Linked DNA regions of Mus musculus: region 2 is linked to region 1. A link is a loop called in an ENCODE intact Hi-C map of the cell type or tissue named here. Cell type or tissue: heart. All regions are shown on one strand. Links, peaks and the distances in the headings refer to the core of each region. The heading gives the core; the rest is flanking DNA.

The links. Peaks named below come from ENCODE experiments on the same cell type or tissue, not always from the same donor. Only the 100,000 strongest peaks of a DNase experiment are listed, where the experiment ranks them.
Region 2: a loop joins it to region 1, with 1.8 times the contacts of the local background. A loop is called at or near these places in 2 of 42 quality-filtered maps.

What each region holds. Positions count from the first base shown.
Region 1 is chr8:103,910,813-103,918,977 of GRCm38, forward strand. No RefSeq gene overlaps it. Among named protein-coding and RNA genes, the nearest start is that of Gm32728, 120 kb to the right of the region's middle. In heart, for the core only: a CTCF peak has its summit at 3,684 (motif pointing left); a DNase peak (open chromatin) is centred at 2,389; H3K27ac peaks cover 1,797 bases.
Region 2 is chr8:103,734,749-103,742,913 of GRCm38, forward strand. No RefSeq gene overlaps it. Among named protein-coding and RNA genes, the nearest start is that of Gm39235, 16 kb to the left of the region's middle. In heart, for the core only: no CTCF peak of the experiment used is centred there; a DNase peak (open chromatin) is centred at 3,783.

The sequences.
Region 1 (8,165 bases), core at 1,784-6,783:
CAATAAGAGCCCCTGGACTTGCACAGAACTACACATACCTTCCTACACATTTGTGCAAACATGTGAATTAGTACACACAGAGATAGACACTGAAACAGACACACACACACAGAAACACCTTCTCCCTTTCCTTTGTTCTACACGCCCCCCACCCCTTTGCAAAGTCCTCCTAAGTCTCAGGTATAAATATTCATGTGGTCCAGCCAGCATCAGACAGCTGTCTCAGCACTGCTGGTACACCTACCATCAGCATCTATGCTTGGAGCCCTGAGCTCCTTAGACACTGATGATGCTCAAGGCTGTGATCAGCGCCAGCCACTCCATCTTTGTCACAAAGATCCCTCAGCTACTCCTCTCTCCAAGCTGTCTGCTCTGGAGCATAAACTTGGGGAAAGCTGAGGGCATGGAAATGGGCGTGCTGAAGAGAAAGAGCACCGGAATCTAAGTCAGACTGACCAATACCTGTGCCCAGATTTCTCCAAACCTCTGATGTCTGCCTCTGCTGAACATGGAGCTGTACACACCAATGCAGATGTCTGTTTGAGAATGGAATGAGGTATTCAGGGGGACGGTCCAAAAGCAGATCCCATCTACACACACAGAATCCATACCTCAGTAGCTGGTAAGGAGAAAAAAAGAAAGTTCTAGAGACAAACAGGTACCAGCTCTTTTTTTTTTTTTTTTTTTTTTTTTTTTTTTTTTTTTTTGTAGCTCTGTGCTCTGTGCCATTTAGCTACCTCTCTGACTGTGCTGGTTTATGGCTACCATCTTTGGCTAGGTCTGTCCCGTGAGACCACCTACTACTCCTTGGAGAATTTTAGCCAATCCAAGCTACATACAAAAGTGCTTTCAGAATCTGTCAACACTAAACAAAGACAAGGAAGTGTTTGCTTGTCTGCCTGCCTGCCTGCCTGCCTGCCTGCCTGCCTGCCTGCTTGCTTGCTTGCTTATTTTAAATCAGTTAAGCACCTTGACTCAGGGAGGAGTCTGTCAAATGCAGAAGATGCTAATTTCCACCTTTCAACCCAGCTAACCAGTGTGGGTTCCTGAACACCAGACTGCTGGCTTCATGCTGTGCCAGTATAAGGAAGCCTTAGGTACAAGAAACAAGAGACTCCAGGATTCCAGGACAGAGAGCACTGGCTCTAAAGGACTGTCCCTGGTGAGTCCCAGTGGTTTGCCCACAGGAGGTCAGCAAAATCCAGATCTGAAGCTCTGAAACACAACTCTTAGCAATGGGTCTCTAGGCTGGCATGGAGCTCTGGGTAGAAGAAACAGTGAAGGTGTTCTGGCTTTCAGTCATGAGATGAGCGGTGAGTGTCAATGAATACCGGGGAAATGGTTTCAGAAGCCTGAGAGGGTTGAGGTATGGACCAATGTAGAGGATCCAAAAACACAATCTCCAAGGGACCCCTGGGAGATTTAGAGTATGTCATCTGTATCACAGGTCCCTGGAAAGTGGATATTTGTTCTCCACTCCTGCCAGTCACTGACAGAGAGTGGCTCCAAGGGGTCTCCCACCCTTGCTCAGCTGTCCTAACACACAGGCAGGTTCATATTCTGCAAAGGGCAGAGCAAGACCTCAGACAAAAGCACGGGGTCCTGAGAGAATTGAAGCCGTTTGAAAGATGGGAATTGTAAGTCAATCCCTTGCCTACCTTGAAGAGAGGCTGAGGATTGGAGCAGACAAACCAATAGTTCGGAGAATAAGTAGTCATTTGCCCCAGGATGGAGAGAAGCAAAAGAGAGCAAGTTCAAGACTGCAGACAGCTTTGCAGAAGGCAGTAAAGGGTTTGGATGCTATTCTCGAGTAGTTGGGAGCCCTGGGGAAAACCCAAGGGCAGGACAGAAGCACAGTAAGGTTTGTGGCTTATACAGACCAAGCAAAAGAGGATACAACCAGGAAGACTGGAGTCAGAGAGGGAGGATTGGGAGGCTATATCCAAAGACAAGGAAACGCTGCCAACACACTCCACTACACACCTGAATAAATGCCCCTTGTCTTCATGTTCCTCCAGCCTGGCTGAAGGCCTCTAACTTGGCCCCTACTCTTACGTCATGAAGCCCATCTCAGCAGCCTGGGATAATCTGTGTCCATCAAAGAAGAGTCTTCCTCCTGTGCCCTGCCTCACTTTCCCAGCCCAGAATCCAGCAGCACAGCTCTTCACTGGCCCCCATCCCTCCCCGGCCTCAAGCCTGGTCCTGTACACCCACTCCCAAGGAGCTGGGGGCTCCATGAGTCTTTCTAGTCATGATAGTCATGTGGTTCTTCCTCACTCTTGTTCTGCCCCTGGGCTCACACTAACCCCTGGCCCACAGCTCCAGGCCATCTGTACTGCAGGCCAGTGTCCAAACACTTCAGCTCTGTTCTTTCTCAGGACCAAGATCCAAAGCAGTGGGGGCAGCCCCATTACAAAAGGACAGGACGCACAGAGTGGAGTGGTGTGCACTGTTCCAAGAGCCGAGAGTGTCAACATGGTTTTCACTCAATCTGGGGTTTCTCACAAAACTCTAATGCTAAAGAGCCCACACTACAAACAGCAGCTAGCTTTCCTTTAGGGGACCAGCAAATTGGTGTAGGCCTCTCCCAGGAGCCAGGTGCTGTTTTCCCTTAGGAAACAAAGAAAGCAATTGGCCTGGCCAAGAGACCAGCCCTCAGAAGGACAACCCTGCCTCCTGCCCCCCAAACCCAGCCTGGACAGTCAGCCCATGGCCTCTGGATCTGTCCATAGCCCCTCCCCTCATCTCTGCACCTTAGACAGAGAGACCCAACCCATATCCTTCCCGCACATCCCAGAGCCCACTCCCACCCCTTGCTGGAGAAGCTGCCTGGCCCTGCCTTTTCTTCTTCGTCATCATAAAACTCCTGCCTTTATTTTTATTCTTTAATAAGGTTACTGCAGGACCGAGGGAGGTAGAATCTAGCCCAAGGCTGCATCTGCCCTTCATTTAAAACTACCCGGACTCCCACAAGGCTGGAAAGCAAGTCTCTGCGCTCCTCGTTTATAGTCTTCCTTAGATCCAAATCCAGAGCTATTTTTTCCAACAGATAATGGCAGCCTGGAGCCCATTTGCCTCCAGAAAGGGTCCCTCTTGCATAAAAAGCAAAACTCACCTGCAGCCTGCTAGACACCCCCACTCCTCCCACCCTACCCCAGGATCTCCTGACTGCACACCCGAAACTGACCCAGACCTTTGAAGAAACCTTTTTTCTCTTCCTGGAAGCATCTGGAATCCTGCCCCTGCTCCAAATTCCTTCTTCATCCACAGTTCCAAATCATCAGATTGACATGCAGTTTTGGATTCCAGAACGTGTCTTTTTTTTTGTTTCCCACTAAAAGCATGTGGTGGGGAGAGTTTATTGGTATTGTTGGTTACACTGGGTTGTTTGACTAAGAACATTTGAACAGAGGCAGGCAGTGTAGGTGTGTTGGGGAGCCCTGTCATTACAGAGAAACGGAAAAACAAAGGGAGAACCTCCCTGCTCAGCCCCTTATAAGGAGAACCTCTCCTAAGCCAACAGACTTCTGTTGTCCTTAATTCATCAGGCTGGGCCCAGACCCCCAAGGCCAGGCCTGTCTGCCTGAGAGGCAGAGCTAAAAACAGCTTCAGCCTCAGAGAGGGGCCAGCTCCCGTGTCTAATTGTTCTGCTCTCTTCAAGTCCTCCCTGTGTGTGCTCCCTCTGCAGGCAGCTTGGAGAGTGAAGACTCACTTTGATTTGGAGCTGGGGAGGAAAAGAAGGCTCTTTTGCAGGTGTGTAGTCAGAATCGCCCAGGCAACAGAGGGGAAGAAAATGCCTCTCGGCAGGCTGCTAGCACAGGTGTGCCTCCATTTTCCTGGGCACACACAGAGCTCGAGAGGAGTTGGGGTGTGCGGGGGAGGGACACAGACTTGTGAAGAAGTTTTGTGGCAAAGCAGAATGGGGTGCTTTTAATCCATCCCAGGACCAGGGAGCCTCGTAGCTGTGATCTCTTATCGGAAAAAAAAAAAAAAAAACTACAAATGGTGGATGGCTTAGCTTGACCCTTGTGTATATATTATTACCTGAGCCAGGATGGGAGCGAGGGAGGGAGAAAGGAAGTCGTGCCCATTTGGCTGAATGTTGCAAAGACATTCATTCATTTCTGCATTCCTTCAGCCTGCATTTATTATTGATAATAATAGCTACCATTTAGTGGCTGTTGCAGTAGAGCAGGTGCTTGCTAAGCACTTTAACTTACGGTACACAGCTCAGGTCTCACGGCTTCCCTGTGAGACAGACCTTATCATCTGCATTTTATTGATTTAAAAAAAAAAGAAATACAAAACTTTCTCATCAAGAGACAGACAGTTGCCCACAAAGCCCATCGCTTGTTAAGTGCAAGGATTCAGAGCCAGACCTAACCTCTTCCAAAGTTCTTACCTGCCAGGGCTTCCTCATCCCCTGTACAGGTCTCCATGCCTGGCCTTGGGCTGAGTGTTAGAATAAACCTTTGGTGCACAAGGTGTTTTTGAAACGACATCTTAAAGGTCCACCTAGAGGTTTTGCCATGAGAGGCAACAAAAAATGCTGGGTTCCACTCTGACTCTGTGTAGCAAGATGCCTGCTAGGCAGGATAAGCTTTCCCACCGAGACATGGAATACACTATTAGCAAAGATGACCCAGTTCTCCGGTCTACTGATAGCTGTATTACCTCCATCTCTTTGGTGTTTGCAGGGGGAGGCTTTCTTCCCCACTCCTGGATTCAACCCACTCTTGTGACTTGGTTTAGACATCAGAATGCAGTTGAAGATTTGAGCCTATTACTCATCTGTTTGCTTAAGTTCAGAAGCCACAGGGAATTGTACTCAGAAGTAGACTCAGTCCCCCATGCCCTTGGACCCACACGAGTACAAGCCCCTAAGCCAAAAAAACATTTCTGGACCCTGGCATCTTTGCCACCTTTTTCTCTGCTGGCTATCACTTTAAAGAAAGAAGATCGCGCAGACTGGGAGAAAGGATTGGTCAGTGGAAGCTGGAACCTGAATGCACAGATGCAGACCTGTATCCTGGCGCTTGGGAAGCTGAGCTACACAGCAAGATGCTGTCTCCAAAAGAAATAAAATAAAATAAAATAAAATAAAATAAAATAAAATAAAATAAAATAAAAGCCAGTGGATCCGGTGTGGAGGCAAGACAATGATGCCACGAGTTGGGTGCCCAGGTGCCTGTAAAGCTCAGTTGCTTCCAGCTGTACACATCTGGTCAGTCAGCTCGCTATTGAATCCATCCTGTGTTTGTTGGTGTCCTCTTGAGAAGCACGCCCCTGGGAGATGATACACACCCTCTTCCTCATCCATATTTTTTATCTTCCATAATTTCAGTTACCACTTCCAACTGCAACAAACACAGTCTAAAAATATTTAAGTGGAATGTGCCAGGAATATACTTCGTAAGTTTTTTAAATAATTATATTAGAAGAGACTGTTAGATTATTTCACTATTGGTTAAAATCATTAATATTGGCTACCTAATTCAAAATATAAGCCTTATCAAAAGTATATATTAAAGTATATATTATGTAAATATAGCAGAAAAAGGGAGTCTATATAGGGTTAGGCATCCTCAATTTCAAGTACCCTACTGGGATTTCTGAGATGTCTCTCCTACATATAAAGCTGAAATCCTATATGTATATATGCAAACATGTATAAATACATACATGTGTAGAGTTTATTATAAGGTATTGGCTGTTTCTCTTGACATCTTACCTTTGTCATGTGGAAGCCTCAATATCTTCTTAGAAAACAAGAGACACAAGTCCTGGACATTTAATGACACAGCTATTAAAAAAAAAACACACAAAATGAAACACTCATACACAGAGAGAGAGAGAGAGAGAAAATGTTCTCATAATTCAGAAGCCCAGAATCAAGGGATCATGAGAACTGGTTCCTTCCAGAAACTCTAAGAGAGGATGCCTCTCACCCAGGCTGTGTCCATGGAAGTAAGAGGTGTGTAGAGAACTAAGAGATTGGACAACGGGGGTTTAGTGTGACTGTAGCCAGGACTCAGGCTGTGTGCAACCGTGTACTTGGGCACTCAAAGAATATAAACACAGACCAAGGCTGTTGGACAATTGCACATGGTGATGTACATGGCAAACACAAGTCTGATGCCAGGGGACCAAGTCACTGTTTCACATCAGATCCCAGAAGAGACATTTCTAGAAATCACTGGAAGCATGCGCAGTCCAAGTTCCTTTTCAGTAAAATCCTGTGGCTAGGCAGTCCAAATCTGTGGTAGCCACGTCAATGAAAGAAGACTGAAAATAGGAGGGAAGATGACAGAAACCTTATCAAAGGAAGCTGTCTTTGGATCCTGCTAGCTTTCATCTAGTCAACTGACATTCCTCCTGAGTGCCTAAAACATACTTCCAATCACCAAAATCCTAGACCCAACCTCATAAATCAAGGCTTGTTTTGCATGCTTTCCCTTACCTGAGCCTTAGCATCTTGGCCTCTGTTAGCATCCCCTCTGAAATTAACCAGGAAGAAGTCAACCTACTCCAGAGGGACTGGAATCCCAAAACTTCCAGCTTCAAGGAAAGGGAGGTGTGTGGTCTCATACCTGCCTTCCTTCTGCCTCGACCTCCCAACTGCTGAGACTAAACACACCCACGCTCAGAAGTCAAGTTCTCCTTCATATTACACTGACTTGACCGTGTCAAACCCTAGCCACCTGGTGCTCATACAGGGTTTTATTCCTCTTTTAAACTCCAAGGTTGCTTCCCTTCAGCTCTTGACATCAGTGAAAACCATGTCTTTCCCTGGTGACAAGAGTGTCAGGCAATTCAACAGACCTGAGGTACAGATTATGAGTACTTTCTGGGTGGGAAAGACCCATAGTGCCTTGAGGATAGGGCTCCTGAAGCAGGTGGGAGCTATAGTCTCAAGAAGCCACAGGTAGCAGGAAAAGCAAGAAGACAGAGTGCATCCACTCTGTCACCAGTACAGCCAGCTTTGGGGATTAAGACAGAAGAGTGTCCAGGATTCGTGCAGTCTGTTCTCTGCCTTTATGCATGCAAGTCCTACTCCCTACCCTCCTGTAAGACATTCTCTTGGCCTCTCACTTTGTATGTCTTTCTTCAAGGTGTAACATAAAGTTCACCTATTCTTAGAAACCATCTTCAGTCTATGCCACATACAGCAACCTCCTTTACAGGGTGTTCAGTCATCTTCAGTTTAGTTTCTTGTGCTTAAGGTTTCTTCCCCCCAAAAGGCCCAACTTTAGATTCCTGATGAATTTTTTTGGAGGAGGGAGGGTAAAAATTAAAAAGAAAGGAAGATGAGAGAAAGAAGGCAGAGTGTGGGAGAGAAAGGAAAAATGTTGCAGTTTGCATAAGAATGGTCCTAATAGGCTCATATTAGAATGCTTAGTAACCGTCACCAGGGAGTAGAGCTGTTTGAAAGGATTGGAAGGTTTAACAGGTGTGGCTTTGTTGGAGCAGGTATGGCCTTGTTAGAGGAAGTGTGTCACTGGCAGTGGGCTTTGAGGTTTCAGAAGCCTATGTCATGTCCAGGTTCTGCCTTTCGGTCTGAGGATCAGGATGTAGCTTGGTGGCTACTGCCCCACTACCTGCCTGGATCTACCATACTCCCCACCATGACTATAATGGGCTAACCCTCTGAAACTGTGAGAGAACCCCATGTAATGCTTTCTTTCATAAGAGTTGCCTTAGTCATGGTGTCTCTTCACAGCAATAGAATAGTGACTAAGATAGAAAAGAAAGAATGATGGGAGTGAGGGAAGAATGGAAGGATAGAGAGAGGAAGGAATATATTCAAGGAATGAATGTTTATAATTTAAAAAGAAACATGCGAGCTTGTGGATCAGAAAGAATTGACTGCCACATCTGTCCCCTCCTTCGCAGTAGTCCAGTGGCAATCCCTGCTCTTGCCACTGGTGACCTCATTCCTCAGCCTCCAGAAAATGCCCAAGGGCCCCCAACACCTGCTTCCCCAGAGGAGAGGCACTGGTGAAGGCCAAGGTCTCAACAGCAGCATCTCAGAGGCTGTCCTGGGGCAGAAGAAGGGGACAAGGGAACTTAGAGAGTCATGGGAAAGAAGAAGGAACCCCTCTCCCGCCGGCCTCTGACTCACATTTCTAAATGGCTGAGAGTCAAGAGTCTCCACTGACAAAAAT
Region 2 (8,165 bases), core at 1,275-6,274, 180 kb before region 1:
ATGGGAAGCATCTTATTCAGTTGTCCCTGCAGCCCCACCAAGGCAGGATGGTGAATTGCAAACATTGGCTCAGGCAGTGTCCTCTGCATCCTGAAAGCATATAGTCCCCCAAGCCTAACCACAGGCTTTAGTGTTATCCAAGGGAACCTTTAAATTAGAATTAGAAAATAAAAGAAGTATCCTCTTTAGTCATGCTCCCTGTGTCCCGAGGCTTCACACTGATTCCGGGAACAACTTGTTAAAATATCTGTCACAGTGTTAACGTGTAATATTCCTCACAGCCTCGCATGCTTGAACATGTTGTCCCCTGCAGATGGTGCTGTTTGGGAAAATCGAGGAACCTTTAGGAGGTGGAGCCTCACTAAAGGCAATGGCTCCCTGGCAGCAGGCCTGAGAGCTTTATATCCTGTAGCCCTGCACCACTTCTGGTTCAATCTCTGATTCCTAAGTGAGAAGCGATATAAGCAGCCTTCTGCTTCTGCTGCTATATCTTCTCTGCTGACATGACTTCTGTCCCATGATGGCCTGTATCCCCTAGAACTATAAATAAAACTAAACTATTTTTCCCTTAAGTTACTTTTGCAAGAGTATTTTATTGAAAGAAAGTAGCTGGGACAATGCCCTTCTCATTGAAATGATTATGATAGCAGAAGGTCCATGATACTTTGTTGTTGTTGTTGTTTTATATTATCTCTTTATTTGGCCATGTAAGAAGGTAGTTATCCCAAGGTACTCCGAAAATAATGGAGACATTTTAAAGGTCTTGAGAAAAAGCAAAAACAAAAAAACAAAGTTTGAGGTCCATTATTGCATACTATTTTGAGGTCCCATGCAAACATACTGGATCAACGTAAGCAGATTATATTGAGATCGTGCCACCAGTGGCCACAGGTTACTGGGTTCCTGAAAGGAAAGCTGGGGATGAATGGGAAGGACGGCAAGAGAAATAACGAGCCAAGACAAAGTTCTCTGATCAAGGCTTAGATGTAGATGAACTTTACATCTAAGGTTTGAATTTTTAAAGCGGGGAAACATCCCTCACTAGGCCAGGATCTTGTAGGTCGCGCTTTGTCGGGACCCCCTCAGGAAAACAAGCTCAGCTGCTCAGCAGCTAGTGGCTTCTTGCAGGAAGCTCAGACCTGACAGGACAGTAGACTTTACCTATGTTGGAGGGCTCCACCCTAGGTGAGCTAGCAACGGTGGCAAACAAGGTCTGATCCAGCCTGCTCAAGGCTGGGGGAGGGCACAGGATAGCATTGTTCCATGAACTCAAACCAGTTCATTTGGAAATTGCTTCTGAGAAAATATACTGGGGAAAGTCCTGGTCCTTATATGTGCTGAGAGAAAATATGTTGGGAATCCTCTAGTATTGTGTGTCTTGCAGGAGGAAGAGGGAAATTACAGCCTTCTTGCAGAAATATGCTGGAAAATATTTAACATTTTAGAAAATATCTAAAAACAAATAGACCTGATTGGAGGCACTGGCCAATTTTCACGGTGAAAATTTTTTCACTATGGCCAATTTCAAGGCACTAATATGGTATATCTAAAAGAAGAGCTTGGAAGATGTAGATACAATCAGCTCTATAGCCTGTTTGCTACATACTAGTCAGTGGGAGTCATGTCATGCATGTGGCTTAGCATCCCATTCATAGACTCTCTACCTCCCATCTCCCCTTACTTACATGTCCTTGGGATATTCTTTGGGCTGGAAAAGATCACATGTTTTTGTTTCTTGCATTAAGTATGATTTATTGTTCAGTCCTCATTTACAAAACTCTAGCACAGAACACAGGCTCCTTGCCTGAAAGAACAGTGGTGTTGAAACATGAATGTTGAAACATGAACATCAAAACACGAACAATGACATTGAGCCTGTGGCGGGAAGAAGGGAGCTATTCTAGACACAAAGCTATTGAAGTCAATTCCATTAAAAGGGACTAGCAACGAAGCTGATGGATGCCTAATTGCCAGTTGCCTTTTTACCGTGAATGCCACAGAGACAAAATGCTTGTTAAACAACTGGAACTTGTTATCCAGTGACCAACATTGATTGGCCATGCTCTTTCATGGCTGAGCAAAACAGCTTTCTGAAGCACACAAAATTCTGATATTCACTAAGATAGTGAGTCATAGCTTTTGGCCTGAGATACAAACCCTAGAAGGGCTTACATATTCACAGCTAGTCTGGTCATCACCCCCATGTATACATTACTTATGCCTTAATTCTTTGGTGTTATATAAGCCTCACTAGTTATATTTGGAACCCTTTAGAAAACACAAGAAGTTTACTGCATACTAGGGTTTGGGGACCTGAGTGTTGGTATGGGACGGGAAGTGCTTGGAATCAAGACCATAGGAGTCTGAAGCCCAAAAAGTGTACATTCATGAAAGCACCAAGGGATACTTATATGATGCTCCAGTATGATGATGCACTGTGCAATTCCAGGAGACACTATTTTACGTGAACAGACACTCCTGTATCTATGTGCCCTGGCAATGGGGCAGAATGGGAAGCAAATGGTGTGCAACAAAGAAGTTTTTTGAAAGCAGTATAGGTGGGCCTGCTACGTATGGATGGCCAACCCCATTGCTATAGAAAGAACTATCTAAAATTGCTTTGAACTAGACAGCATTGTAGAGATGGGGTATCTGAGACCTAAAACAAAGAAATCCTCTCTGGAAAGTGAGGGGAAGGTTGTTGCTTGGAGAGAAGCAGCCCTCACTACTTAAACCTAGCAGTGCTTATAAACTCAGAAAAGTGGGCACAAAGGTGCGAAGCCAGCAACAGAATGGGAAATGAGTCTGGAGTCCAGAAATAGTGGAGAGGGGAGAATGTTTCCTGAGCAGAGTAAAGGTAAGGTGAGCAGGTGCCAGCTATTCTGTAACTGTGAGGCAGAATATTCGGAGGGGTTATCAGCACCTTCACAATAACCATGAGGGATGGAAATTCTATTCCACATATTCAGTGTTAAAGACCTGAAGTTGGGGCATGTTATGCAACTTGCCCAATTCACCATGACTGGGGCCAACTTCAATCTAGTCATTCCTGAGTTGGAACATTACAACCTTGCTACTTACTCAAAGTCCTTAGACCACACAGCATCAGCACCATCTTAGAGCTAGTTAGAAGATTCAGATTCTCTGGCTCTGCCAAAGGCTTTCCAAATCACAATCTACATTTTTAGCACCATCACAGGGTATCTCAAGAACACTCAATTTCAAAGTCACTGTTCTAGAAAGGCCCTTACTAAGCATTCTTCCATTATTTTGTTTTCTCTAGTGCTAAATGCTCACTGAATTTTCTCTAGTAGAATTTGGATATGTTATTCTGCCATTACTAGATGATATTAATCTTGAATTTAAAAGGAGAGAAATGAAGAAAGGAAAGTTGAAAGAAAGAGAGGGAAAAAATAAGAAAGAAAGAAAGAAAGAAAGAAAGAAAGAAAGAAAGAAAGAAAGAAAGAAAGAAAGAAAGAACGAACAAGGGAGGGAGGGAAGGAGGAAGGAAGGAAGGAAGGAAGGGAGGGAGGGAGGGAGGGAGGGAGGGAGGGAGGGAGGGAGGGAGGGAGGGAGGGAGGGAAGGGAAGGAAGGCAGACAGACGTGTCTGGAGTACATTGAAGCTGTTACTTCCTCTTCTTTTTTTTTTTAAACTAAAGGGAAGACAACATAAGCATGTGTGACTTCTCTCACATTGGTGACACTGCCAAGATGAAGCTTGTTTTAAGGTGAAACAACTGTTCTGCGCTGGCGACTGTCCCAGGGCTTCATCTGGCTCGATGTGACTTTTCATCACCTCAGCTGCGAGCAGGAGGAAATTGAGTCGATCTTGCTGATGCGGATGCTGAGCAGCATGGGAACACGGCTGAGACCATCTGATTTCACCTCTCTTAGCCTCAAGCTGTCAGAGCAAGCCCAGTTCTGTCTTCCTCCCCCATGAGAAACTATACAAAAGATCTCAAAATGAAAGAGTCAACATAGCAGCCACTCAGATGAAACTCCTCACATGGATCACGGGACTCCTGCACTCCAGCCACTGTTCAGCAAACATAAGTGGGGAAGAGAAGATAGGCATCTTAGATCGCCATGGTCATACTGATGTTTTCTCTCTTGCTGCCTCTCTCTTGTCCCTCCATTCTTTTCATGCCCTCCCATTCTTCTGTGGCTTTTTGCCTTCATTCACACCTCACATCTGGAAATTGAAAACCGAGAGACAAGTTGTCATTCAGCAATGAGAACTGGGATAGATGATCTGGATGCTTGATTCCCCTGCCCTTCAGGTCCAAACCGTGTTTCTACAAAGATCCACAACTCTGGCCAATACATGGAAAGTCACATGAAAGTGGCCAGGAGATAACACCCCTGCAGTCAGTCCTGAAAACTGAGCAGTGCCCTTCGTGTAAACTATCTTGGAGTCTCTTGCTCGATGAGGATATAACAGATTCCCCAAGAGTGGTAGGTCCAGATTGTACATCAGGGTAGCTTACTTGATAAAATAAAAAATAAAAAACAAACAAACAAACAAACAAACAAAACACCAGAAATCACTTCCCAGTAGCCACTTGTCTGTGAATCCTCATGTCTGGACCTGCTTCTAAGGTCTGTCTTGTAGCACTCTTACAGACCTGGAGAGACACAGAGAAATCGAGTTCTGTGGAAGTAGAGGGTAAAGGCAGAGAAGATATGGAAGCCAAAGGTTAAGAAGGCAAAAGAAAAAGCCAGGGGACCAACTCCTCTTCTACAAAGATGGCTCAGCCCTACAGGGATATCAAAGTCCATTACTAAGCCCAAGTATATCTTATAGAAACCATTCTTCCTTGAGGAAGACATAGAAGTTTCCAAACTCTACCTCCCAGAAAGTCTAAGTGGATTCACAAGACAAACCGAGGGAAAGGTGGGATGAAGGGAAGTTGAGCTTAATAAGACCTGTGGTCAGAACTAGCTAGCCCTTCCAGATCGTTTCCATGTACCTGGTACTTTGTTAAGCTCTTAGCAAGAGTTGACCCATGCATTCATCACAATCCCCAAGGGAGGCTACAGTCATGAACTTCATCAGCTCACTAGCAAGAGGAACGTATCACAAAGAGGTCAAAAGTAGTCATTTGCGTGTGTTGAGCATTAGATATAGGTTCAAACGCAGATGCCTGGTTCCCTAAATGGCATAACAAGCTGGTCATATGGCATCTACTCACATCTGCCCTGCTTTTAAAGGATATCAAGATTTTCAGAACATATCAAAAAACAAACAAACAAACAAACAAACAAACAAACAAAAAAAACCCACAAACTTGTAGCCTCCAAAAGCTTGTGTCTTTGGACCTCTCTGCCTACATGAATTCAGTCCCAAGTGAATCTCGGTCGTTTTAGTGAAGTCAGAATGAAGACTGAGCAATGTTGAGACAAGATGCCAATGCTCAGGGCAGGAACAGAACAGAACTGAGATTAGTGTGGTCCCCTGGTAATGACCCTGCACAATTCCCATTTCACTTCCAGGAGAGAGCAAAGACCAATGCAGTTAAGTACTGACTCCCCTGTGGCTTCCTGAACTTCAAAACTCACATTCCTAGATTGGTACCGGTCATACTCATACTATCCAAGGTGCTGCAGTGGGGCAGGTGGCCAGAGCACGTCCACAATGATCTTTAGACTGTCATGGCCATGAGCAGTGGTCTCATGAGCCACGGACCAGAGCCCAGAACTCTAGACTAACCAACAAAGCAAGTAGCTATTAGAGTGTCATTGCTTTCCTTTGCTACAATAAAACCAACATGTGACCCAAAGCATGCTGAGGAAGAAAAAGTCTACCTCAACTTTATAGGTCTATCATTGAGGAAAGTCAAGGTCAGAAGTTAGGAAGGAATCATGGGAGAAATCAGGCTTGTTCTCTCAAGCTTGCTCAGCTCTTTTTTTAATACAGCCTAGGCCCACTCTAGGACTGTGCCACTCACAGTTAGCTGGACTTTTCACATCAATTGGATACCAAAAACATGGACTACAGATCCATCTAATGGAAGCAACTCTTCTCGGGTGGGTCATGATGATAACCAAGGTGAGTCACCAAGCAGAGATCCTGCTGGGGAGGTCCTGCCGGAGGATTCCAGGGTTCCAAGCTACTCAGAGCCCCAGGATTTTTCTAAGATACCCACCACCAGCTCACTGTGTTCCCTTGGGGTCTGCTCACTTCAGCCCAGGGAAACCTCACTGACACCCAGCACGGATTCTCTCAGTCTACCCTAGGCGTGAGCTCCTTCTGTTTCCTATAGGGCCCATGTTTATGAAAATAAAAATCCACAACGCAAACAGATGTCTACAAGTGGAGTGGGTATCTGCAGAGGGAACATAGGTTAGTATTTCAGAATCTTCCCATCACCCTCCCACAAAATCACAGGACCTCAGCAGCTAGCAACAATTCATCTAGTGTTCCGGAGAAATGGGAACTTTTTAGGATAAAGGTCCTAATTTTTCTTTTCCTTTAGATTCTAAAGGTCTGTATGAGTTTTCTCTTTCTTAAACATTTTTTTTTATCCCCAGAGATCCAAGAAGTCAAAATGGAGCCTGAACCAGACAAAGTCTCTGATTAAAAGGTACCCCCCAGAGGAGGAGGAGAAAAGAAGCTTTTTAAGAAAATAAAAATAGAAAAAGCAATACCAAAGGCATGGGCTTTTTTGCCACTAAGAATAGCAGCAGCCAGCTCCCTGCACTCTGAGCCCATCTTCTGAGGCTCATTGTGGAGGGAGCTAGAATCCATTTTCTGTTTCAATTGACGTTAATTTCATCCCAGCATATTTCAGGCCTCTCATCACAAGATGATTCATTGCTGCGTGTAAGCGAGTACAATCAGCTCAAATATTTGTAGTCTTCATGCAATTGCTGTAAGAAAACAGGGGACTGCGTGCCACACATCGCTCCCTGCTCCCCTCCCTCCCAGCCGGGCCCAACTCAGGACTGAGGTGTTGAGCTTCAGAGACACACAGGGCTGCTGCTTCTCCTCCGCTGGATAAGACTCACACAGAGCATCCATCCGGAGAGACCACCAGCTGCTGCCAAGAGACTACTTCCACAAAGAGGGCGATGCTCTTGAGAGTCTGGCCAGCAATGCTTGCAAGGAAATAAATGTTGGCAGACCTTGTCCTCCCACCTCCCATCTTCCAGCCCCTGTATCAAAAACAAACAAACAAACAAACAAACCTCTCAGCACATTCATTTTCCCAGTGGTTATCTTAGCATCCAAGACCTGCATGGAAGCAGGTACTCTTAGCTTCACAGCAATTGTGGAAACCAGCGTAAGCTCCAGCGTCAGTGACAGATCTGCCTCAGAAGAATAAGGTAGAGTGTGATAGAGTCAGACACTTGACATTCTCCTTTGGTCTCTACTTATGTGTGCATATAAGCACATGGCATGAAAACACATCCATCATCATCATCATCATCAAAAGGAGGTCTAGAGTGTTTTTTCCATCAACACAATTGTGTGCACTGATCCAGAAAGTTTAAACTCCTTGCCCACAGAAAAAAAACCTCATCTGACTCTAAAAATGACCATCACACAAAGGATAGGTCAGTCCAAGGAGGAAAGGGTACACATGATTCTCTCACATCAGTGGTGGTGTGTTCTGTATATCCACATGTACAAAGTGCTCGGACAGAGACAAGAGGGCAGAGTTTGAAATGGAGGCTGCTGTTATTTACACAGAGAGATGGCTTTAGAGAACACACCTGTAATTACAGACACTCTTACAGCCTAGCAGCAGGAAATAGGAGAAACCCCAGAGCTACGGCCCAACCGCTTCCAGGGAATGTGTTAACTGCAGCTCTGACCTTGCCCTTTCCTGGATTTTCTGTCATACTTTTTACAGCCAAGGAATGGCAGGGAGTTTCTTCCCCTCGAAGACCAAGGAAATCTGCTTTTGAAACTAATAAAGAGCTATTTCCTCCAAGCAGCAGGAAGAAAATGTAAAAGAGAGGAATTATCTCAATTACACGTGAGACACTGGAAATGCACAAGACAAACCTCCATTGGCTCTAAACGTTATTTCTCCTCAAGAAAGTGAAATATGATAACTTTCCCTTCCCTAGACCAAAGGCATCTGATATGGATGTTCCACGTTCACATCAATATACCCCGCAGGATATTTGAAAGTTCTGATTTCATCTTTAATTTCCC